Regions from separate parts of the Homo sapiens genome. Here region 2 is linked to region 1. A link is an interaction called in ENCODE POLR2A ChIA-PET data of the cell type or tissue named here. Cell type or tissue: A673. All regions are shown on one strand. Links, peaks and the distances in the headings refer to the core of each region. The heading gives the core; the rest is flanking DNA. Region 1 holds the start of LOC124900393 (small nucleolar RNA SNORA70). Region 2 overlaps NLK (nemo like kinase).

What was found. ChIA-PET counts read pairs that join two places held together with the same protein. Peaks named below come from ENCODE experiments on the same cell type or tissue, not always from the same donor. Only the 100,000 strongest peaks of a DNase experiment are listed, where the experiment ranks them.
Region 2: POLR2A ChIA-PET joins it to region 1 with 5 read pairs; 2 of 35 experiments call an interaction of 5 or more read pairs at or near these places.

What each region holds. Positions count from the first base shown.
Region 1 is chr17:28,013,642-28,026,065 of GRCh38, forward strand. It overlaps LOC124900393 (small nucleolar RNA SNORA70), which reads right to left and starts at 8,823; the gene lies at 8,689-8,823. It also overlaps the pseudogene LOC124900402. In A673, for the core only: no CTCF peak of the experiment used is centred there; no DNase peak of the experiment used is centred there.
Region 2 is chr17:28,169,408-28,181,831 of GRCh38, forward strand. It overlaps NLK (nemo like kinase), which reads left to right. Exons shown (of 11, transcript NM_016231.5): 7 at 3,110-3,211. Among named protein-coding and RNA genes, the nearest start is that of NLK, 130 kb to the left of the region's middle. In A673, for the core only: no CTCF peak of the experiment used is centred there; a DNase peak (open chromatin) is centred at 4,624; H3K27ac peaks cover 523 bases.

The DNA.
Region 1 (12,424 bases), core at 1,601-9,600:
CCTTAAGTATCATGAACCATTGGCAAAACCATCACTATCACAAGAAGGATGAGTCAGGCCACCCGAGGCTGATGTCAGTAGGCATCAATCAACCTAATATCCCTGGTGCTAATTCCTTGCTTCTTCAAACAACCTTCTGGCCCCCTCTCTTAAAGGAAGAGAAAACACTCGTCTATATTTCTGGTCCCCAAGAAAGCAGTCTTTCATGGTGAATAGCTTTTGATTAATCATGATTTGGCATCCCATAAAGCTTGATTCCAAGTCCCTGCTTGATATGGCCTAAGCTTACTCTTCAACCTCATCTTAAACCACTAATGGTGAAATGATAGAATCTTCTTAAAAGGACTTTTTGTTTGTTTTGTTTTGTTTTGTATTTGTTTTTGTTTTTGTTTTTGAGAGGGAATCTCACTCTGTCTCCCAGGCTGGAGTGCAGTGGAGTAATCTTGGCTCATTGCAACCTCTGCCCCCTAAGCTCAACGGTTCCTCCTACCTCAGTCTCCAAAGTAGCTGGGACCACAGATGCACGCCACCATGCCCAGCTAAGTTTTTATATTTTTGGTAGAGACAAGGTTTCACCATGTTGCCCGGGCTGGTCTCAAACTTCCGAGCTCAAGCAATCCACCCACCTTGGCCTTCCAAAGGTTACAGGTGTGAGCCACCACCCCAGACCTTCAAGGGCTTTTTTTTTTTAAGGTGAAATTCTCATACATAAAATTAACCATTTTAAAGCGAACAATTTAGTGACATGTATCACATTCACAATGTGGGGCAACCACCACCTCTATCTTCCAAAACATTGTCATCACCCCAAAAGGAAATCCCTTAGCCATTAAGCAGTTGCTCCCTATTCTCTCCTGCCCCCAGCCTCTAGCAAACATCAATCTTCATTCTATCTCTTTGGATTTTCCTATTGTGAATATTTCATGTAAATGGAATCATGCAATAGATGACCTTTTGTGTCTGGCTCCTTTCATTTAGCACAATGTTTTCAAGGGTCATCCACATTGTAGTGTTTATCCGTACTTCATTTCTTTTCATGGCTGAATAACATTCCATTGTATGGATATGCCATAATTTGTTTATACATTCATCCATTGATGGATATTTGGGCTGTTTCCACCTTTCAGCCATTGTAAATAGTGTTGTTGTGAACATGGATGTACATGTCTTTGAGTAGCAGACAAATACAGTCCTCATTTATACACTTCTTGGAATTGCTGGGTCATATGATAATTCTGTATTTAACATTTTAAGGAACCAACAAACTGTTTTCCACCATGGCTGAACCATTTTACATTCCCACCAGCGATATAAGAGGGTTCCAATTACTTCACATCCTGATCAACACTTACTATTATCTATCTTTTCTTAATTATAGCCCTCTTAGTAGGTGTCATGCCCTAATAACTAATGATGCTTAGTATTTTTATGTGCTTGTTGGCCATTTGTACATTCTCTTTGGAGAAATGTCTATTCAAGTTTTTTCCCATTTAAAAAAAATAATTATTTATTCTTAGAGCCTGGATCTTGCAATATTACCTGGTCTACACTTGAACTCCTAGGCTGAAGCAATTCTTCTCCTGAGTAGCTGGGGCTACAAGCACATGCGACCCTGCCCTGCACTTTTTGCCAACTTTAAAGTTGGGTTGTTTGTCTTTTTATTGTTGAGTTGTAAGAGTTCTTTATAGTCCAGATAGTAGACCCTTACCAAATATATAATTTACAAATATTTTTGACCATTCTGTAAGTTGTCATTTTACTTTCTAAAACTATCCTTTGAGGCACAAAATTTATTTGTTTATTGCTCATACTTTTGGTGTTCTATGTAAGAATTCATTGCCAAATCCGAGATCATGAAGATTTATCTTTGTTTTCTTCTAAGAGTTCTGTGGTTTTAACTCTTGTATTTATGTCATTAATGCATTTTAAGGTAATTTTTGCTTATGGTATGAAGTAGGTATCCAACTTAATTTTTTTGTATGTGGTTATCCAATTGTCCCAGCACCATTTGTTGAAGAGATTATTCTTTCTATATTGCATGGACTTGGTGTCCTTGTCAAAAATCAGCACCATAAACGTGTGAGTTTATTTCTGGACTTTCAATTCTCTTCTATATCTCTATCCTTATGCCAGTACCATACAGTTTTAATTAGTGTACCTTTGTAGTAAGTTTTGAAATTGGGAAGTATAACTCTTCCAACATTGTTCTTTTCCTTCAATATCATTTTGACTATTTGAGGTCCTTTGCAATTACATTTTAATCTGAGGATTGGCTTTTCCATTTCTGCAAAAAAGTCTTTAAAATTATGATAGGGATTGCATTGAGTATGTAAATCACTTCGGGCTTTACTGCCATCTAAATAATATTAAGTCTCCAACCTATGAACAAGGAATGTCTTTCCGTTTCTATAGGTCTTCCTTAAATTTTTTCAGCAATGCTTTTATAGTTTTCAGTGTACAAGTCTTTCATCACCTTGGTTAAACTTATTCCTGGGCATTATATATCTGGGGAGAATGCTAAAAAGGATCATTCTTACTGGTGTGCAGAGAAGAGTCCTCACAGGAGAAAGGTTAAAAGCAGCAAGATGCATTGTATATTCCTGGTGAGAGATGATGATGCCTTGGGCAATAGGGTAGTCTCAGGAATGGCAAGAAGAGGTTGAATTCAGGATAACTTTGGAAGGTACAGCCAAAAGACAAGATTGACTGAGATATGGGAAAATTCTGAGTCAAGGATCACTTCAAGGTTTTTGACCTAAGTAATTGGTGAATGATGGTGTCATTTACTGAGATGGAGAACACTGGACAAGGCACAAGGGAAAAAAGAACTTAATTTGGACAAATCGAGTTTGAATTGTCTGTTAGAGATGGTTATTGTTTACCACAATTTATAATTGCATATCCATTTGTTTATTTGTTTATTGTTATTATTTATAGTTTCAATGGCTAGAAATGTTTACTTTATTAACTGTTGTGTCCCTCAGTAGACAGCAAACTCCATGAGGGTAAGAACCAAATCTGTCTATTAACTGTTGTATCCTCATGCCTAACACAATGCCTGGCACATAGTAAGTTATCACTAAATATTTTTTAACAAATCAAAATGCAAGGCCAGCCAGACATAGTGGGTGTGTCTGTAGTCCCAGCTACTCAGGAGGCTGAGATGGGAGGATCATCTGAGCCTGGGAGGTCAAGGCTGCCAAGATTATGCCACTGCAGTCCAGCCTGGGCAACAGAGTGAGAACCTGAAAAAAAAAAAAAAGCCAGGCCAGGTCCAGGTGGTTTTTCCTATATTCCTGATTTATAATATTACCTTCAGGTGTACATCCTTGTTCTTTACTTACTACTGCATTTCCAGTACTTTTTATTTTTGTAAGAAGTGAGGTTCCTTTATTCAAAATTTGACAAATCATGAAATGCCTCTCACCCCATCTCCTTACTCCTTACACTTTACCTTTCCATCCATGTAATCTCTGGCACAATGTCATGACTTAACAAATGCCAAGAAATGTAAGAAGAAAAGACCTAGTACTTCTCAATAACAATAGCTAATATGTATTGAGTGCCAATTATGTGTCAGGCACGGTGTAAAATGCTCTGTATCATCTCATCCAATGTTTCTAACAAATGTATCAGCACAAAGCCTGAAGCGTTGTTGCATCTTTTCAGTTTTAGGGTCATATTCTTTGGAATATGAGTTTGTCCGTGTAGCCAAAGGGAACAGTTGAGATGGGTACATTAATTTACCTAAGTGAGTATATATAAATGTCATTTTTTAAAAAGATGCTGGCTACGCCAGCATAAATAAAGCCTTGGAGAATCTTGCAACTGGGCAAATGAGTAAATTTAAGGTATTCATTTCAAAAAAAATCCATCAGGCACAGCCTGGGCAACATGGCGAAAACTGCCTCTACAAAAAATACAAAAATTAACCAGGTGTGGTGGTGCCCACCTGTGGTCCCAGCTATTCGAGAGGCTGAGGTGGGAGAATCAGCTGAGCCCAGAAAGCCAAGGCTGCAGTGAGCTCTGATTAATCACGCCACTGCACTCCAGCCTGGACAACACAGTGAGACTGTCTTAAGAAAAAAAAAATCTAAGCATGGTGGCTCACACCTACAATCCCAGCACTTTGGAAGTCGATATGAGAGAATCGCTTGAGCCCAGGAGTTGGAGGCTGCAGCGAGCTATGATTGCACCACTGCACTCCAGCCTGGGCAACAGAGTAAAACCCTGCCTCAAAAAAAAAAAAAAATCCCAAATTGAGAGACATTCTACAACATACCAGTACCACTTAAAATCTTTAAGGTCATCAAGGACAGGAAAAGTCTGGGAGTGTCACAGATCAGAGGAGGCTAAAGTGACATAACAACTAAATGTAATGTGATATCCTGCCTGGGATCCTGGAACCAAAAAGGGACACTTTTAAAAACAGTGAAATTGGATAGAGTGTGGAGTTTAGTTAATATTAATATACCAGGGTGCATTGGCTCGTGCCTGTAGTACCAGCTACTTGAGAGGTTGAGGCAGGAGAATCGCTTGAGTCCAGGAGTTTGAAGCCATCCTGGGCAACATAGCAAGACCCTGTTTCTGAAAAAAAAAGAAAAGAAAAGAAAAAAAATATATATATATATATATAACAATGTACCAATGTTGGTTCTTTAGTTGTGACAAAAGTACCTCAGTAATGTAAGATGTTAGCAATAGGGGAAACTTTGTAAGCGGTATATGGGAACTCCATACTGTCTTTACAACGTTTTTGTTAATCTAAAACCATTCTAAAATAAAAAGCTTATGAGTAAAAAAGGGTACAGAGATTGGGGTCAGAGCAGAGATGACACATTTCAGATCTGTCATCCCATGCAGTGCCCCCAGTCGGACTTATCTATGTGGCCTCCCTCCAAGTCTATTCATCCTTTAAAGAGGCATATCCAAGATGTTGCCCTCTGCACAGTGCTGCGTATCCAGGTCTCCATAACAGCTCTGGGGAACTTCACTGCTTCAGCGTCATCCCAAGGAGAAACCTTTGGGAGGGAAGCAGACATGGGTGTGATTTCAGACACAAACACTTGAAACCTGGAGTGGAAGTTCAGTCTCTTAGAATTTTTTATTGGCAAGGACCTTAGGTGTTTGTCTCATTTTTGTAGATCAGGACACTGGGAGGCTCCCTTTTCTCCTTAGCCATGGCTGGAGGCCAAGTCCAGCCCTCAAGGATCATTGTCAGGACCAACACAAGCTGGACAGCCTTGTTTTCCTACCTCAGATGGGAAAAAGAAAAGAAACTTGGACCCAGTAAAAATGAGTAATTTATTTAAAGGCCAGTTAGGGCCAGTCATGGTGACTCAAACCTGTAATCCCAGCACTTCGGGAAGCTGAGGTAAGAGGACTGCTTGAGCCCAGAAGTTCAAAACCAGCCTGGGCAACATAGTGAGACCCTGTCTCTACAAAAAATAAAAAATTAGCCAGGTGTGGTGGTACATGCCTGTACTCCTAGCTGCTCAGGAGGCTGAGGCTGGAGGATCGCTTGGAGCCCAAAAGGCCAAGGCTATAGTAAGCCATGGTCATACCACTGCACTCCAGCCTGGGCAGCAGAGTGAGAACCTGTCTCAAAATAAAATAAAACAGGCCAGTTAGTAGCTTCAGACATATTTCTCAACAATGTTAGTTTTTTTCAATGTTAATGAAATATCCTCCCCTGCCTTTTAATGGATTCTGACTCAAAACCCTAATACATAGAACAGATAGGAAGTGAGCTGTTCTGGCTAAGGAAAGAGGTGGGAGCCTCAGTTCTAGCTACATATTTACGTTTTACTACCTTCCAATAGGTTAGTGAAAGGATTCCATAGGGTTCCGAAGAGTTCTATAGGATTTCTATGGAACCCTTGGAAGCAGAGTTTAAAATCTGTATCACTTTAAGGCTGCATATTATTCCAGTATGGGGTTATTCTGTAATTTACATAACCAGTCCCCTATTGCTGGCCACTTTATTCAGTCAAACTTTCAATTTTATGAACATTCATCTCTGCACTTATTTCTATTTTATCATGATATGGAATTTTTGGGTCAAAGGTATTTTAATGCTTTTAAGACATATTAACAAATCACTCTCCAAAATGGCTATAAGAATTTACAGTCCCAGCCGCAGTATATTCATGAGTGGCTGATTTCCCTATAAAAAAATCAACACCGGATTTTAACAGTATTTTTCATTTGGCCAATCTGATACAGAAAAAATGGAATCTAAGTATTGTTCAAATTTGCATGTCTTTGATCACTACTACGGCTAAACTTTTGGGGTGAATTTTACTGGCTATTTAAATATTTTCATTTGTGTTCTTTGCCCATTTCTTTCTATTTGGATTTTTGTTGTTGTTATTGTTTTATAAAATTTCTTCAAAAATTAAGACTAAACCTTTTTATTGTTTGTTTTTTTTGAGACAGGATCTTGCTCTGTCACCCAGGCTGGAGTGTGGTGGTGTCATCATAGCTCACTGCAGCCTTGAACTCCTGGGCTCAAGCCATCCTCCAGCCTTAGCCTCCTTATTAGCTGGTACTACAGGTATGCACCACTACGCATGGCTATTTTTTTTTTTTTTTTAGACATACAGGGTCTCACTTTATTGTCCAGGCTGGTCTCAAACTGGGGCTAGGCTCAAGCGATCCTCCCACCTTGGCCTCCCAAAGTACTGGGGTTACAAGCATGAGCCATAGTGCCCAGCAACTCCTTATCTATAAGTAAAGATTTCTGAGTGTTAAATTTGCCTTTTGTTTATCATATAATTTTTAAATATTTATTTCAAATCTAGCAGTCTTTTTCTTTACAGTTTCTGCTGTAAGCTAATGTTTTTTAAATTATATTGAGAAATGTCTTCCCTACTCCAAACATTTTCTTTTAGTGGTAATTCCTCAGTTGTGTGAGTGTTAAGACTTCTTTAGTAAAAAATACCATAGTACACTGGTTAAGAGTAAAAGCTGTAGGATACAAAGTTTCAGTTAGACAAGAGGAAGGAGTTTTTGAGATCTATTGCACAGCATGGTGACTATAGTTAATAATACTGTGTTGCATGTTTCAAAATTGCTGAGAAAGTAAATTTCAAATGTTCTCACCCCAAAAAAATGATAAGTATATAAGGTGATGGATATGTTAATTAGCTTAATTTAATCATTCCACATCGAATACATATATCAAAACATCACATTGTACTCCATAAATATATATAATTATATTTTGTCAATTAAAAATAAATTTTTAAAAAGAATAAGCTACACCCACACACAAAAGTAAGTCACAGCTATTGGATTAGTTGGTCCTAGATTTGAGTACAAGTTCCCCTGACTTATTAGTCATGAGCCCTTGATCAACTTAAATTCTTTGAACCTGTTTACACATCTGAAAATAGAAATAAAATTAATAGTACCAACCTCATAGAATTGTCATGATGCTCAGATTAGTTAATGCTTATGACATACTTGGTATCAGGTCTGGCAAATAGTAAACAATAATATGAGTTATTACTTTTTTTTTTTTTTGAGATGGAGTCTTGCTCTGTCGCCAGGCTGGAGTGCAGTGGTGCCATCTCAGCTCACTGCAACCTCTGCCTCCCAGGTTCAAGCAATTCCCCTGCCTCAGCCTCCCGAGTAGCTGAGACTACAGGCTTGTGCCACCACGCCCAGCTAATTTTTTGTGTTTTAGTACAGACAGAGTTTCACCATGTTGGCCAGGATGGTCTCAATCTCCTGACCTCATGATCTGCCTGCCTCGGCCTCCCAAAGTGCTGGGATTACAGGCGTACTGAATTCATCTTTATTTATAATGGCATATGATATGATATAGGAATTTGAGTGTTCTTTTTTACCCCAGATCTTTAACCAATTTGTCTTAGCATTTTCTGAATAACTGGTCATTTCATAATTGATTAGAAAATGTCACTGTCATGAAATATACTTATATATACTTTTTTAAAAATAGGTGGACAGGAAGTAGGATTTACTGGTGGGCATCAGGAGGGGGCAGCACAGTGGAAGCCCTCACTAGAGCAGGGCCGGACACTTGTCCAGAGGACCACGACTGGGGATGTACTTGGCCCCACAGCCATGTAGGAGGAGCCACTTCTCAGCCACCGTATCTTCAAATTCATCCACCTTGGGCCCAGCGTGGTGGCTCACACCTGTAATCCCAGCACTTTGGGAGGCCAAGACGGACGGATTCCCTGAGCTCAGAAGTTCGAGACCAGACTGGGCAATATGGTGAAAACCCGTCTCTACTAAAATACAAAAAAAATTAGCTGGGGGTGGCGGCATACACCTGTAGTCCTAGCTATTTGGGAGGCTGAGGCAGGAGAATTGCTTGAACCTGGGAGGTGGAGGTTGCAGTGAGCTGAGATTGCGCCACTGCACTCCAGCCTGGGCAACAGAGCGAGCTCCATCTCAAAAAAAAAAATTAATCCACCTTGAATTTGGTAAAGCACCACTTCTTTGAGATGCGGATCTTCTGGCAGCCAAGTAACTTGAACTTGGCCCTGCATAGGTCCTCAATCACAAGCTGCTTGTTCTGCAGCTTGGTGCGCATGGACATGATGACTTGGCCTATGTGAACCCTGGCCACAGTGCCCTGGGGCTTTCCCAAGGAATCTGTTTGGAGCCTACACTGGGGGTAGTGCAAGGTCAGAGACATGAACATACATTTGAAAGGCCTGTCTCCAAGGTCCCTTAGAGCAACCCATCCAAGAAACAGTCTGCGTACCCTGACAAGGAAGCTGCTGTTTGCAGCCATGGCACACCAGGTCCCTGTGAGGAAAGAAACTCAGTTGGCTTAATTGGCTTCTACAAACTTTTATTTGTTATGGGATTTCTACTCTATTTCATTGATTTGCCTGTTTGCTTTTGCACATTTAGCACACTATTTTACTTTGTAGCATTGTATAGCGTTGTAACATGTTTTCCTACTTAGTTGTAAAAGTACTCCCCTGATATTACTTTTTATATTTTCATGATTGTATTTATTGAAACAACTTCTGTATGGAGCACTGTCATAGCTTAGTGAAGGGAGTACTGGAATTAGAGGACACAGTCACTACTGTGAGTGGGATGTATGTGTGTTTGTGTAGTGGAGCCGTGGGGGAGAGATCTTCCATTTCACCATTCATTCTCATATCAGGCATAGTGTTTGGTTTGGAAATATAGGCTGAATAAGACATGGACTCTGCTCTCAAGAAGTCTTCAGTGTAGGGCAGAGACAAATAAAACAGTGATTTTTAGCACTGGATGATTGTAGAGGGTGATATGGGAGCACAGAGGTGGGTCATCGCAATGAGGAAGTGACAGCTGATTTGAGTTTTGAAGGATACAATTGAGGTGGCAAAGCAGAAAGGAAGTGAAGGTAGAAGGGGGCACAGGAGAAAGGTCCTCTGGGAAGGGGAACAGAATGCGTGAAGGTATATCAATTTGTAGAAAACAACAACCTGTTCGGTGTGGTTGGAGAGGATGTGGGAGGTGGGGGGATGACTGGAGTGTAAAGGTACATACACCCAAAATAACTCCAGGACATCTAAAGGGCAGCTTCACTACCGGAGTTCTAGCTGATGCCCTTTCTTCTCCCTGAAGCTTTCAGCATACTCCATTGCATGAAGATTTGGTCAGTCCAGATTACTGAGGAAGAATCCTGTGATATTTTGTGACATCTTTTGTTCATTTTTATTTAATTTCCACTCCTGTTCCTTGAACGCAGCTTCTACAAATTTACTTGCCAGACACATCTCTAGATACTAGGATATAAAGTGAACAAAATGAAGACCCTGCCCTCATAGAGTTTATAGTTTGAGTAAAGGAAGACAGAAAATTAAAAAAACAAGGATGTAAATATGTAGTTTGCTAGTTGGCAATAAAGGATGCTTTGGAGAAAAATAAATCTGCATCAGAGGGATAAATATGCAGTACTTCCTACATTATGTTGTAACTCCTCCCCACTAGACTGAGTGCTTTTTGAGGTCCTAGATTTTATTTTATCAATTCCTGTAGTTGACTAGTCCAGTGCCTAGAAAAGAGTACATGTTTAATAAAAATAGAAAAGCAATATAGGTTACACCTGGGTGAGGCTGCCTTGGCCCAATTCAGTCTCTGCCACTAATTAATCATGACCTTGGATAAAGTACTCAGTTCTGTATGCCTCAGTTTCCTTATCTTAAAAATGAAGACTGGCCGGGTGCGGCGGCTCACACCTGTAATCTCAGCACTTTGGGAGGCCGAGGCAGGCGGATCACCTGAGGTCGGGAGTTCAAGACCAGCCTGACCAACATGGTGAAACCCCCATCTCTACTAAAAATACAAAATTAGCCAGGCATGGTGGCTCATGCCTGTAATCCCAGCTACTCGGGAGGCTGAGGCAGGAGAATCACTTGAACCTGGTGGGGGTGTAGGTTGCAGTGAGCTAGATTGTTCCATTGCACTCTAGCCTGGGCAACAAGAGTGAAACTCTGTCTCAAAAAAAAAAAAAAAAAAAAGACAAAGAAGGTACCATCCTCATAGGGTTGCTAAGAGAATTAAATAAGATAATATATTAAAACACTTAAAATTGTCCCTCTGCATAGGTAGCACTCAACAAATGACAACTGTTATTACTCAGTAATGGACTATAATCTGAGTGCATTCCAACAACATGGACCTTAGGGCAATGAAAATAATTTATTGTCAGTTGAAGATATTGCTAGTGCTAGAGTCTGCTTCTGAATTTACACCAGTATATCATGCAGCCCAAATGCTGTCTGAGATATTTACCCAGAACATGGCGGCATGAGCAACTGACACAGCTCCTGGCTGTCCTTTCATGTACTTCAGACCCGACTTTGCATCCCGCAGCCCGCTAGAATGGAGGCTCTCTGCCTCGTTACTAGGTTTGGGAATATGGCATTAAAAATAGGATTGTCGAGCCAGATGCAGTGGTTCACTCCTGTAATCCCAGCATTTCGGGGGCCGAGGCAGGCAGATCACCTGAGGTCAGGAGTTCAGGACCAGCCTGGCCAACATGGCAAAACCCCATCTCTACTAAAAATACAAAAATTAGCCAGGCATGGTGGTGCACACCTGTAGTCCCAGCTACTTGGGAGGCTGAGGCAGGAGAATCGCTTGAGCCTGGGAGGCAGAGGTTGCAGTGAACCGAGATCACGCCACTGTATTCCAGTCTGGGTGACAGAGTGAGACCCTGTCTCAAAAAAAAAAAAATAGAATTGTCCAGATTTATTTGGTGATAACATGTTCTGACAGTATTTAGCCTGCAGGCCATGTACATTTTCATCATCTCTTCTCAGTGAAGGGATTGCCTGGAGCGATGTCACGTGTCTAGAAATATTGCCTTCTAAATTGTCAACAAAGTAAAAGAGAGTCATTTCTTAAATTTGTCTGGGGATGCTGTAGTTTGCAAAGCACTCTCCTATCCATTATCATTCAATCTGCAAGCAAACACTCCAGAGAGGCAAGACAGGGTGATCATTTCCACTTAACGGCGATGAAAACGAGACTTATATGGTTAAGCCTCAGCCACGTTCTTCTCACTCATGATTCTGTCTCTGTGCCCTACATGAGGTTTCTCACAAATCCTGGGTTCCCTCAAACTAGTCAACATGTTGATATGGGCCCTTATCTTGGTATTTATCAATTTTTATATATTTTTCAGCATATCCAAAACTTCCCCATGTTTAGAGACACAAAATATATAACTATATATTTTTTTTTAGGTTAGGTGAAGCTGACCTCAATCCACTGGAGCAGCATGAATCTTCTGCACCCAGTACCTAACAGCTCTCTGTCATGGAGGCCAACAACCCCTGGTTGTAGGATGGAGGCTAGAATTCTGAAGTGACTCCAAACAAGTCCATAGTTTCCCTGAGTAATAATGATGATAGTTGATCTGTTACCATGGCACAAATCAAGGCATACTGGAAAATATACTCTGCTATATACTCAGGTCAGTAGCTTTTAAAAAATTGGTGATGTGTAGCATATTGAAATAAGTTTGCTAACTTATTATACCATGTAAGGATAGTAAATCATCATCATCATCATCATCATCAAATAACAATATAGGGGCATTTCGACACCAAGAAGGTAGGAGAAATAGAATCTCAGAAGAAGGGACAGTACATTTAGCTTTACGAAGAACTCACAAATCATCCTAATATTTCCTGTTCTAACAAGGTTTGTGCAAAACACTTCATCAGGCACTTGCTCTAGGGCTGGCATTTGAAATCACTGCTCTGGGAGTTATAACATCATTTCTACACTTTTTGGCCTGGTATCCTTAACTCCTGCTATGTTCAGAGCTGGAGAATTCCAGGCCTAAGAAGGTAAAATATGGACTAACAATACAGGTTCTCTGCACATCTGAGATGGCCCAAAGACTTGTGAATCATTCTTTCTGGATATGCTATTAAAA
Region 2 (12,424 bases), core at 1,563-9,562, 160 kb after region 1:
TTATTATTGGACTAAAATATCTAAATATGGCAGAGAACATCAGGAGATGATTAAAATATAATTTCCTCAGAGAATCCTTTAGAAGCCATTCATGTTACTTGAATTGTCTTTAAAGCTAATTATTCACTAATACACATATTGACATAATTACTGGGTATTTTGTATTAATTTGCTTGCATGAAAATAATGTAGTAACTATGAGCTCAGGCTGTGAAATCAGATTGGTGGGTTCAAATCCTAGCTGCACCACTTATGTTAAATCTTGGGTAAGTTACTTAACCTCTGTGTTCCTTTTTTTTTGCTGCTTCTTCTTCTTTTTTTTTTTTTTTTTTGGCCCCTAAAACTGTTCTGAGGATTGTTGTACAATGAAGTAGGAAAGCTGAAAACGGGGCCTGGCACATAGTAAGCACTCTGTAAATGTTTGCAATTACGATGGTGGTAGTGTGCCAGGACTCTAGGGATACAGCAGTAAATAAGACAGCATTGTTCTTAACCTTTGTGAAACTTTTACATGAGACAAAAATAAATATGCAAATAAATATGATTCCAAGTAATGGAAGTTCCATAAAGAAAAATGTAGCCAGGTTAGGGACAGACAATGGTGGCAGAGCAGAGCAGGCACTAAAGGATTCTCTGAGGATATAACATTTCACCCACATAAAATAAGGCAGTAAGATGCTGGAGAAATGTTCCAAGAAGAGGGACAACCACCATAACAAAGCCCCTGAGGCAGGAACAAGCATGGCATGTTGGAGGGAAGGTATGTGATGGAAGACGCTGTAGGAAATGAGGTCAGAAAGTGAGAAAGAACCTGGCCATGGTGACATGATAAAGCCTTAAGATTTTATTCTAAGTGTGATAGAAAACTTAAATGAAGGTTTTGACCAAAGGAATACTAAGATTTGATTGATGACATTTTAAAAGATCACACTGACTACTGTGTCTTTGTAAATAATTAATGCACTTGACCAGACAGAATTATTTCTTTTATGCTTTTTCTACAAAGAATTTTTACCTAATATGTTAGAAACTATATCTGCTTTTATCAACATTTAAATTTTTCTATGCTATACGTTTTAACTGTCTTTTTTAAAGTTTACATCTTAAAAATTGATTCTGGTGTTAAAAAAATTATGTACATATAATACTTAATCTAATGTTGGGTACTTTTGACAATATTCACTTTTCAATTTCTTCAGAAAGTAAAGTTTAACAGACTTAACCTGTAAGACTATCATATCTGGACATAAGCTGTCATAAAATGGATGTGACTACTACCTTGCATACAGAAAAGCTTAAGTAAAAAATAATAAGGAAGTATTCAAATCCTATATATGGAACAAGAATCTTGAATTGCTGCTGCAAAAAATATGTGAGGGAAAGTGTGAAGCAACTGGACTGGAGTTCAGATATCCCTTTGCTAGAGAAATACATAGATCTTCAGTTTGGCAGTCTGACATAGCCACTGCAGGAGAATTCATGTCTGTCTAATTGTTGGTGTGTGTTGGGGTGAGAAATGAAGATCTAAAATAGGAAAAGGCTCTAACTTCTAATGGAAGTCATTATTTCCTGTTGTATTTTCTCTGTATCTTTGAGATTTAATTACCCTGGTACTAGCAGACATCATAAAAGTGTTTCTCATGTATGGATCTGACCCATTTTAGACAACTTTCTGAATGTTTCAGTTTGTTTTTATAAGCTAGTCATTTCCTTCTGCCTTTAGTGTGGTTGTTAGAGATCCAAAAGTATCACCTACACACTTTTCCCAAAAAGCTTTGTATAGAGATCTTTATTTCTGTGGAAAGCAAGCTTCTCAAGTATCTCCATTAACCTGTAGGGTGTTGATGCTGATGGCTACCCCATGGTTTAGATAAGTGCAGAAAATAGTGCTTTATATTCGGCAAGCCCAGAACCAGGAAAAGAAGTGTTCTCTAGGTAAGAATTTCCCATCCTGGAAGGATCCAAATGAAATGTTATTGCTAATTAGGTTATGAAGTTAGAACAATTGTGACACTACAGAAAATTGGTAAGATAGTTTGCTACCCAAAGACTTGTTTGCAAGAAGACTGTTTTATTGGTCTCTTTTATTGTGTCCAGCTAGCTAAATGTGGTCTTATGTGGTGTCATATTTTTCTAAGTGTCACAGTTTTCTGCCAGCGTAAGAGATTTCTAGCATGACTAGAATGTAAAGGATGTGTACTGGCCCAAGCATGGAGAGCTTAGCTTTCATTTCAGGTGTGAATATTTTCAGTATTTATTAAATCACAGGTGTCTGATTTGTGGATTAGCACCTTGGTGAGCCTGAATCCATTTGAAGCATCAGAATCCATTCATTAACTGTTTGGAAAGAATAGTCATTAGGCATCAACAGAAGAGGAGTTCAACTTTGCAAAGATCTTAGATGCTATGGTATCAAGAAAACAGGACAGACATGCAGACTCCCAAATTGCTATAGCCTTAGAATGTCATGCTTATCAAAACATATTTTCTATATTTCTATCATATAAATAGGAACTTTTAAATAAATAAGTAGGAACTTTTAAATAATAGGATAAATAGGAACTAAATAATAGAATAAATAGGAATAGGATAAATAGAAATAGGATAAATAGGAATGGAATATATAGGATAATCCTATATATAATAAATAATATGTTAAATAGGAATAGGATAGATAGGAACTTTTAAATAATAAATAGGAATAATAACAGGAATTTATTTAAATTCCTTTACATGAGGAATTTATTTAAATTCCTTTACATGAGGAATTTATTTAAATTCCTTTACATGAGGAATTTATTTAAATTCCTTTACATGAGGAATTTATTTAAATTCCTTTACATGAGGAATTTATTTATTTTAAATTCCTTTACATGAGGAATTTATTTATTTTAAATTCCTTTACATGAGGAATTTATTTATTATAAATTCCTAGAAATCTTTTTTAATAGGCCAGAAAGTGAAAGTAGGGGCTCCTGTCAGTTAATCTAGAGCTTGTCTTAAGGTTTTTTCCCCCAGATTTGGTCCACTTCTCTAAGGCTATGATTTAAGAGTAATGAAAAGTTATTTCCATGAGATTACTATCTATCTGTATTTTATTTCCTTGTAGTTGGATTTGATCACGGATCTGTTGGGCACACCATCACTGGAAGCAATGAGGACAGCTTGTGAAGGCGCTAAGGCACATATACTCAGGGGTCCTCATAAACAGGTGAGAGGAGGGGGGAATCTTTTTCTGGTAACCATCTGTTTGGGCAAGATTTCCCTTCCAATAGAGTAATCTATTAAGGATTTTTAAGCAAATGTATTATCTGTAGGATTTTTTTTTTTAACATCAAGGTCCTAAGTAAGAAAATGTTCAATATTTGTCAAACTGAATAAAATCTCATTCCTAATGCCGTAGGAGAAAGTGCGTGTTTGTGTAGCTCCTTTGCTAATAGATGACCCTTGGCTTTGTGTCTCCTGATTTATTGGTGTCTATGGGAAAAATTACTGGAGATGGAGCTTTGACCTCAATGCCATAACCTACTACATGTATATCAAGATGTCCTTTCCAAATACTGAGCCAAAATACCTCGTATTTCTTATTCCAGCCAGGACTGTGAAGCTGTTGCTATTGCACTCTTGCCACTAACACAGAATCAGATGTGAACGTTGTTAGAAAAGAAGTATGAAGATAGATTGCCAGATTTGCACTCATCAGTATTACTTGCAACTAGCCAAGTCACTGCTGAGAAAGACAAAATGGTTTTTTATCTCCACCTGTTGATTTAGCAACAGTTTTTACAAGCACTTCCTTATCTCCTTTGGACAGAACAGCTTAATGATGTGAAGAGTGAATAAGGGGAATACTTTTCCTAGGAGCAACAAATTAAAACAGAACAGATAAGACTTGAACAGGATGACCCAGCAACAAATTTTCCTGAGTTTTGGTTTCTTTTGAATTGGACGTTTAGATTATCTGATTGATGGTACCAAATGACAGAGTGAATTTGACACTCCTCCTCTCAAACTGTCAGCCAGACATTTGCAAAGGGAAGGTGGCAAAGGGAAGACCTCACCTTCCCTTTGCGGTTCTCTCTTTGTAATTCTAGTGTGACTCCAGAGCTTTTGTTGTCACAGGCATAAAGGGCAATGAGGTAAAGTGTGTTCTCTTCTAAAACCAGCCCAGGCTAGTAAATAGAGATGTATGCTTGTATGTTAAATAGCCCTCTGATGGTTACATGTTTCTGTTGCATTTGGTTTAGAACTGTAAAATAATATGAGGCCCTAACACCTTGAGAAGAGCACAGTAAGTCTTAACCTAGAGGAAAGTTCTATATTATAGAAGGAACTAACAAGATCTATTATGTTCCATTTATTGGCCAGCATCAGGAACATAAAACTAATTTACTAATGCCTCTTGGTAAATGTGTCCTTAGAAGTAGCAAAATAATTGTCCTCTTTCACTGACTTCATTAATTAGTAAATCTTGCCTGGTTCAAGGTAAACAATAATGAAGAGTGAAGAAGATCAGACACCCTTATGCTACCCTTCTGTCTCTAGAGGAGTTTTAACTGTTGTTAATGGTTGCTAGTTAATTAATCATCTGTGTCAAAGAGTTGCTAAACAGCAGCCTGAAGAACAAGGTTTCCTGAGGAGTTTCCTGTCTGCTGTCTAGATAGAACGGCTGGAAAATGTAACCTACTGCACCAAAAGTCACTGTGCACTGCTCTGAGCATTCCTGGCAATTGAGTACTTTTTCTGTGAAAATTTTAAAAATCTGTTAGTTGTAAAAACCTAAGACTTTCCATGAAATAAAAAAAGGGTAAATATATTATTTTGTAAAGCAAAAGAAGAGGAAAGGAAAATCCAAAGTTCCACTATTATTTAACTAGTTAAATAGGTTGAGATGTCTAAACAAATCATTTCTTATATATTTTGCTATTAATTGGCCTCTTAACAGTAATCCCTTTGCTTATCACTGAGTTTAGTGATGACCTTAAGGGAGCACTGTGGTAAAAGTTAGGGGCAGCCCTTTCCAGTCTTGGTGTCGGCATATTTTGATTTTGAAGAGAAGACTGGTGGAGTGAAAACTAGTTAGGAGGCCATTTCCGCTTAATGGCTAGATGCACTTTGCAGAGACTTTAAAGTCTTTAAACGGCTTTTATCCACTGCTTGAAGTGGTCTCCTTAGGCAGATGTTCATGGTCTTTTAGCACTAATCCAGCTAGATGTGTATAAAGTTATACCAACAATACATAATTGAATGTAAATAAACCTAGCATATTGCCTGCTTCCACTTTTCCTCCAGTATGGAAATTCAGTTTTTGATCTATGTTTGCTAGTTGATCTTTATCATCGCTACTCTCATGAGATGTCAACAGGTTCTTGAAGCTCTTTACTTAAGCCACCAATCAGATTCTACCTTTTCACTTCCCACTCCCTGCCCACTCACCAACCACATGATGCATATCCTGTGTGCCTCTTGTTGGCCTATTAGCAGCTGCTTGAAGGTATTGCCATTCATGTTATAGCTATTTACAGCTGAGGTTGGAAGACACCTACACACGATTATATTTGGTATGTAGCCACCTGGATTTTTTTTTTTTTTTTTTACTTTAAAAGATTAATTTGGTCTTTGGAATATACAATATAGCTTATGTTTTGGTACATCATGACTTTTCTGCAAAATGTATAGGGTTTAGCTTAGTGCTCTGCACAGGTTATGTACTCAATTTATAACCTCTGGACTGTAGTGATTAAGAGTGTAGTGTCAGCCGGGCGCGGCGGCTCACACCTGTAATCCCAGCACTTTGGGAGGCGGAGGCAGGCGGATCACGAGGTCAGGAGATCGAGATCATCCTGGCTAACATGGTGAAACCCCGTCTCTACTAAAAAAATACAAAAAAAAAAAATTTAGCCAGGCGTGGTGGCAGGCGCCTGTAGTCCCAGCTACTCGGGAGGCGGCAGGAGAATGGCATGAACCCAGGAGGCAGAGCTTGCAGTGAGCCGAGATCACGCCACTGCACTCCAGCCTGGGCGACACAGCAAGACTTCGTCTCAAAAAAAAAAAAAAATAGTGTAGTGTCAATCTCAGTTTCACCATGTTGCACGTGTTTTGAATGGTGAACTGGGAGTTGTACAATACGGTTTTCAGACAGATTGAGTATGAATCCTGGCTTTACTAGTACCTCCCTTTGTGACTTAGGCAGATTATTTAACCTCTGTGTATATCAGTTCATTCATCTGTAAAATGGTGATTAAAAATGGTTTTACCTCATTAAATTGTTACAGTGAGAAAAGAGCTAATGCATGTAAGGAGAACATAGAATAGTGCCTGGCACATACTAAACATTTAATAAATATTAACCATTAAAGTTATGACTCTAAAATAGCAGATAAAGCTTGTGACTTCTAAAAATTATACATTGTGATCAAGTGGGGTTTATCCCAGTAATGCAAGGGTGGTTCACCTACAGAAAATCTATTAATATTTTATAACAGAAAAATCTATTAATATTTTTAACACCTTAAGCAAGAAAAATCATGTTTATCTCAATTGATGCAGAAAAGGCATTTGATAAGCTTCAGTTTTTTTTATGCCTTAACATAAAGGATCTTTACGAAAATCCATAGAAAAATTTGGGGTGAATTTCTTTTAAGCTTACAAACAATACAGTGAACTGTATAACACTTTACATGAAATAAAAATGTGTGCACACAGAAGGAGCCTCTGGCTTTTAGAAAAGACTCCTAGTAATCCTCAGTGATGCTGCTTAGGCCAATTGGGAGGTCTTCATTTGGGGGTCTAACTGGGGCAAGTTCAATCTCACTGTATTTATTTTAAATTACTTAATATAGGAATATTAGATTGATGGTGTTTAAACTCATGAAGAATACTTCTAAAAATTCAATACAAGTTTTTGAGTTTGGACTGAGAAAAACTAAGCTTCTTTCAAGTAGTTTTCATTTAAGTAATTACTCAAAGTTAGACATAAATTATCATTTTTGTTCATAATTTCTAACAATAATTAGAACTTTGCTATGTGCTGAACACTTCTTATATACTAGCTCATTAAATTCTCACAATAACACTATAATGTACCATTACTATTCCTTTTTACAGATGGGAAATGGAAGATTAACAGAAGTTAAATAACATGCCTAATGTCATAAGCCAGATGTTAAAATTAGGTTTCTTTAACTCTAAAATCTATGTTCTTAGCTAGTATACACTGCCTGGCACTTACATATTCACAGCAGACTTATTAAAATTTCATTTGTATATCTGCAGGTAATCTGTGAGAACATATAAAATAAAATTAAAATTTTACAGCAAGTTAGTTATCTGCAACTACCACCCCCAATCCTAGTCTTGTCTGGATTAACTTGAGAATATCTTTCCGGATATATATTCACATATTTATATTCATTTATTTACATATATTTGTATAAATAGAATATGAGACTTTTAAAAACACACAAATACAATGGGCCCTTAAGCAATGCAGGGGCTGGGGTGCCAACTCCACCCCCCTAACCCCCTGCCTACAGTTGAAAATCCATGTATAAGTCGATTAACACATTTTGTATGTTTATATGTATTATATACTGTATTCTTAAAGTAAGCCAGAGAAAATAAAATGTTATTAAGAAAAATTATAAGGAAGAGAAAATAGACTGTTTGTAAGTGGATCATCATAAAGGTCTTCATCCTCATTGTCTTCATATTGAGTAGGCTGAGGAGGAAGAGAAAGGAGGGGTGGCAGAGGCGAAAGTGGTGGAGGAGGTGGAAGGAGAGGCAGGCACACTCAATATAATTTCTATTGAAAAAAATTCACATATAAGTGGACCCATGCAATTCAAACCTGTGTTGTTCAAGGGTCAACTGTATACATATACAGAAGGAGAACCTATTTGACTGTCATCTTAAAGTCACAGATTAATGTGTCAAATTAATGTATTTGTGTTGGTTAATATAAATGCTTCTATGTGGCATGTTTAGTCAAGACTCTTTCCAGTGAAACTTAGTTTAAACTGGCTTAAGCGAAAAAGGGAACTCTTAAAGGCTCATAACTGAAAAATCTTGAGCTACAGCTGACTTCAGGCCCTGTTGGAATTCAGGTTGTGAGATGATCTTCCATGCCAGGAATCTGACTCTCCTCTGCTCCGCTTTCCTGTGTTCTGCCTTCATTTTCAAACAGGATTTCCCCAAGTGTTTGCAAAGATGGAGCCAGCAGTCCAGGCCTACATTCTATTACCATAACAATCCTTCTGGAAAGAGCTTCCTAAATAGCTCCAGAAAAAATCTTTGAAAGACTTTTTATTAGGAATGTGTTTGGCTATAAGTAGTAGAAAATTATAGTGGTTTAAGAAATAAGATACATGTTTTCCTCATATCAAGAGGTTTCCTCCATAGTCTGGAGCAGATAGAGTAGCTTACTTGTGTCAAGGATCCAGCTTTTTCATTTTCTGCCCTGCCATCTTTAGAATGTTGCCTGCATACTATATGGTAACTTGTCACCATATGACTGTAGCTTGTCCAGAAATCACATCGATATTCAAAGCAAGAAAATGGAGGAAAGAAGGTGCATTAGCAGTATCTGTTCCCTTAATCGGGAAAGCAAAAGCTTTCCTAGAAGCCTGCTTAGCAAACTCCTGCTCATATGTCATCATCCAGAACTGTGTCATATGTGACCTCCTAGCTGCAAAACAGGCTAATAAAGTGAGTATTTAGCTTTTCTGTTCTATATAATAAAGTCAGATAAGGAAAAGAGGGTTGAGGGTATATATTGGGTTAGCCATCCCATTGTCTGTCCCTTGCCTATTTCAGACCATGTGTCCATCCTGGAGCTGGTCATGGTGCTCAGGAAGGGTATCATTTGATTGGCCAGGCCTGGGTCAGGTGCCCATCCTTAGGAGTTGGGAGATTGCAATCAAGCCTAATCAAACCACTTGGTTTGGGAGTGAAAGGGGGTGGTTCCCTAAAGGTCAGGGAATCCTGGGCAGAATAAAACACTGTGTGATGTTTCAAGTTTATTATCTCTTTTCTACAACTCAAAATCTTGAATGAAGGGAAGTATAGCTGCCACAGCCCACGTATCTATTAAAGAAGATAGTTCTTCAACTGACCTGTTGATAGGATTGAAAAGTCTATTGTCAGCTCTTAGTCCTCTTGTTCTTCTCTTATAATTAGGTTTAGGTCTTCAGTTTTCCTCAGTTTGTTCCCACCTAATTGTGTCAGAAATAGATAACAATATTTTTGCGAAGTGAAGATAGTCCTGTCTCCTGACAGGAACCATATCTTATATTTAACAGACTTTAAGGATCTTAGAGAGTTCATTCAGTTCAAACTTATTTTATAGGTGGGGATTTATGTCACCCCAGAGTGCTTACTATTGTGTACTCACTGTGCATGCTCACTTAATGTTACTGACTGATCATCACAGCTTCTTTACTGCCAGCTAAGGTCTAAAACTTACATGTAGTTGAATGAAAACTAATAGGAACGTCTGCTCGGGACACTTGCACGGTCTAGCTGACCCTGCTGTAGCAACCAGCATGCTGCAGTTAGCTTATGATGACTCTGGCATATCATTTAGGGCCACTCACCCAAGTCCAGAAGCTCATCTTTGCTTCATTTAATTAATCATAGTCATTAATAGAGAACTCTTTATACCCCTTCCTGTCCTCATGATTCAGCACTGGCACCCACTCACTCCCACATTGCTAAGTTACTTATAAACTTGCAGAACAAACAGAAAATGGAGCAGTTTATTTTAAAGGAGGAAATTTAACATGTGTGAATGTTAGGAGAATTGGCAAAAATATTTCCAAATGAGATGTTTAGGGCATATTTTTTTTTTCTTTTGAGACAGGGTCTCGCTCTGTCACCCAGACTAGAGTGCATAGCTCACTGCAGCCTCAATTTTCCAGGCTCAAGCAATCCTCCCACCTCAGCCTCTCGAATAACTGGGACTACAAGCACATACCACCCTGCCTAGCCTTTTTTATTTTATTTTATTTTTATTTTATTTTATTTTAAGAGAGAGGGTCTCCCGGCTGGGAATGGTGGCTCATGCCTGTAATTCCAGCACTTTGGGAGGCCAAGGCAGGCAAATCACTTGAGGTCAGGAATTCAAGACCAGCCTGGCCAACATGGTGAAAGCCTGTCTCTACTAAAAATACAAAGAAAGTTAGCCAGGCATGGTGGCAGACACCTGTAATCCCAGCTACTCGGGAGGCTGAGGCAGGAGAATTGCTTGAACCTGGGAGGCAGAGGTTGCAGTGAGCCAAGATCGCGCCTCTGCACTCTAGCCTGGGTGACAGAGTGAGACTCAAACAAAGAGACAGGATCTCTCTAAGTTGCCTAGTCTCAACTTCCTGGGCTCAAGCAGTTCTCCCACCTTGGCCTCCCAAAGGGTTATGATTACAGGCATGAGCCACCGTGCCCAGTTCTAGGGCATATTTCTAAGCATTCTTGGTTTTTTTTTTTTTTTTTTTTTTTTTGCTTATTCAGATTGATTCTATTGCACTTAAGAGAAATGTAAACTTCTTGTTTGTTGCTGATATCGTGGTCCAAATGGTTTTAACCTAATGGCTGGTGAGTTAGTGGGAAGAAAGTGAACTTAGAAATGCAGTATCTGTAGCACTTCGTCTTTCCTGTGGAGCCAATGCTAGAAACTAAAATTTTAATCGTTGTCTTTCTGAAGAACCATTGGCATGAATAAACTGACACAGAAAAGGAGAAAGTATGTAATATGGCTGTTCTAGGCTGAAATGATACTTTTATTTTTATTGTATTTGTTGAGGTGTCCTTCTATAAAGAAAGGTGAAATTTGGTGGAGGGAGAAAATTAAAATTTCAGGTAGCCTTAACATCACTCATTTTATTTTCTTCAGCCACTCATTCCATACCCAGTTGTCTTTAAAAATTCTGCCTTTTAATTTGTTCTCTGTCCTCATTCACTGGCATATAGAACTACTTATTTGCCTGTCTTCCTTGCCCACCAGAGAAGTCTTTTTCATCTTCATTACTTCAATAACTAACCCAGGCCCTGACATTGGGTGGTTGCTAAATGAGTAGCAATGATGTTAGGAGGCAGGGGTGTGTGTACTGGTGCAGTTTAACAGATGAGAAAGCCAAAGCTTGAGTGACTTACCTAAGTCTAGTAATGGCAAGGATAGGATTCAAACTCATGTCTTCTAGTACTTCTTCCAGTGTTCCCTTTGCTAAGCTATGACATATCTTCACCACAAAAATAGTTTGAGTAGTTTCACTTTGAGAGTGGAAGGGAAAGAACTGTTTATGGTGAGGCAATTCAATTGTACGAATTGTCTGGAATTTGGCTGCCAACCTGCACAGGCTAGTAAAAAAGAAGACAGCTATTCACAGTAAAAATTTTTCAGGAATATCAAATTACTTCACTTTACACAATAAAAAAAAATTCTTGTGTAAAACACATGTAAATTAAGTTATAAGTTAGAGCCTCTTCCCCATCACTCTCCACCTCTCCTTATTTTGACTAATACAGATAATTTCAGAGCTTTATAGACTCACACATTTTTAAACAAGAAATACTTAGGCTGGGCATGGTGGCTTACACTTGTAATCCTAGCACTTCGGGAGGCCAAGATGGGAGGATCACTTGAGACCAAGGGTTTGAGATCAGCCTGGGCAACACAGGGAGACCCTGTCTCTACAAAAAAATTTTTAAAAAAGTTAGTGAGGGTGGGTGCGGTGGCTCACACCTGTAATCCCAGCACTTGGGGAGTCCGAGGCAGGCAGATTGCCTGAGCTCGGGAGTTCGAAACCAGCCTGGGCAACATGGCAAAACCCCGCTCCACTAAAAATACAAAAAAATTAGCCACGCGTGTGGCAGGTGCCTGTAATCCCAGCTACTCTGGAGGCTGAGGCAGGAGAATCGCTTCAACCTGGGAGGTGGAGGTTGCAGTGAGCCGAGATCAGTCACACCACTGCACTCCAGCCTGGGAGACAGAGCAAGACTTTGCCTCAAAAAAGAAACAAAAAAAAAGCCAGCCGTGGTGGCACATGCCTGTAGTCCCAGCTACTCAGAAGGCTCAGGTAGGAGGATCACTTGAGGCTGGGAGTTCAAGGCTGCAGTGAGCTGTGATCGTGCCACTACACTTCAGCCTGGGCAATAGAGCAAGACTCTGTCTCTTAAAAAAAAAAAAAAAGGAAAAGAAAAATACTTCTCTTTTTATTACCAAGGAATAGCGAGTTGGTCTACAGATACTTGAATGCCAAATATACTGTATGGGTTCTGTGCATATATGTAACTTTTTTATCCAGAGTAATCTTATCAAGACTCACACAAGGCTGGGTGCAGTGGCTCACACCTGTACAAATCCCAGCACTTTGGGAGGCCGAGGAGGGCCAAAGGCTTGAGCTCAGGACTTTGAGATCAGCCTGGGCAATGTCAC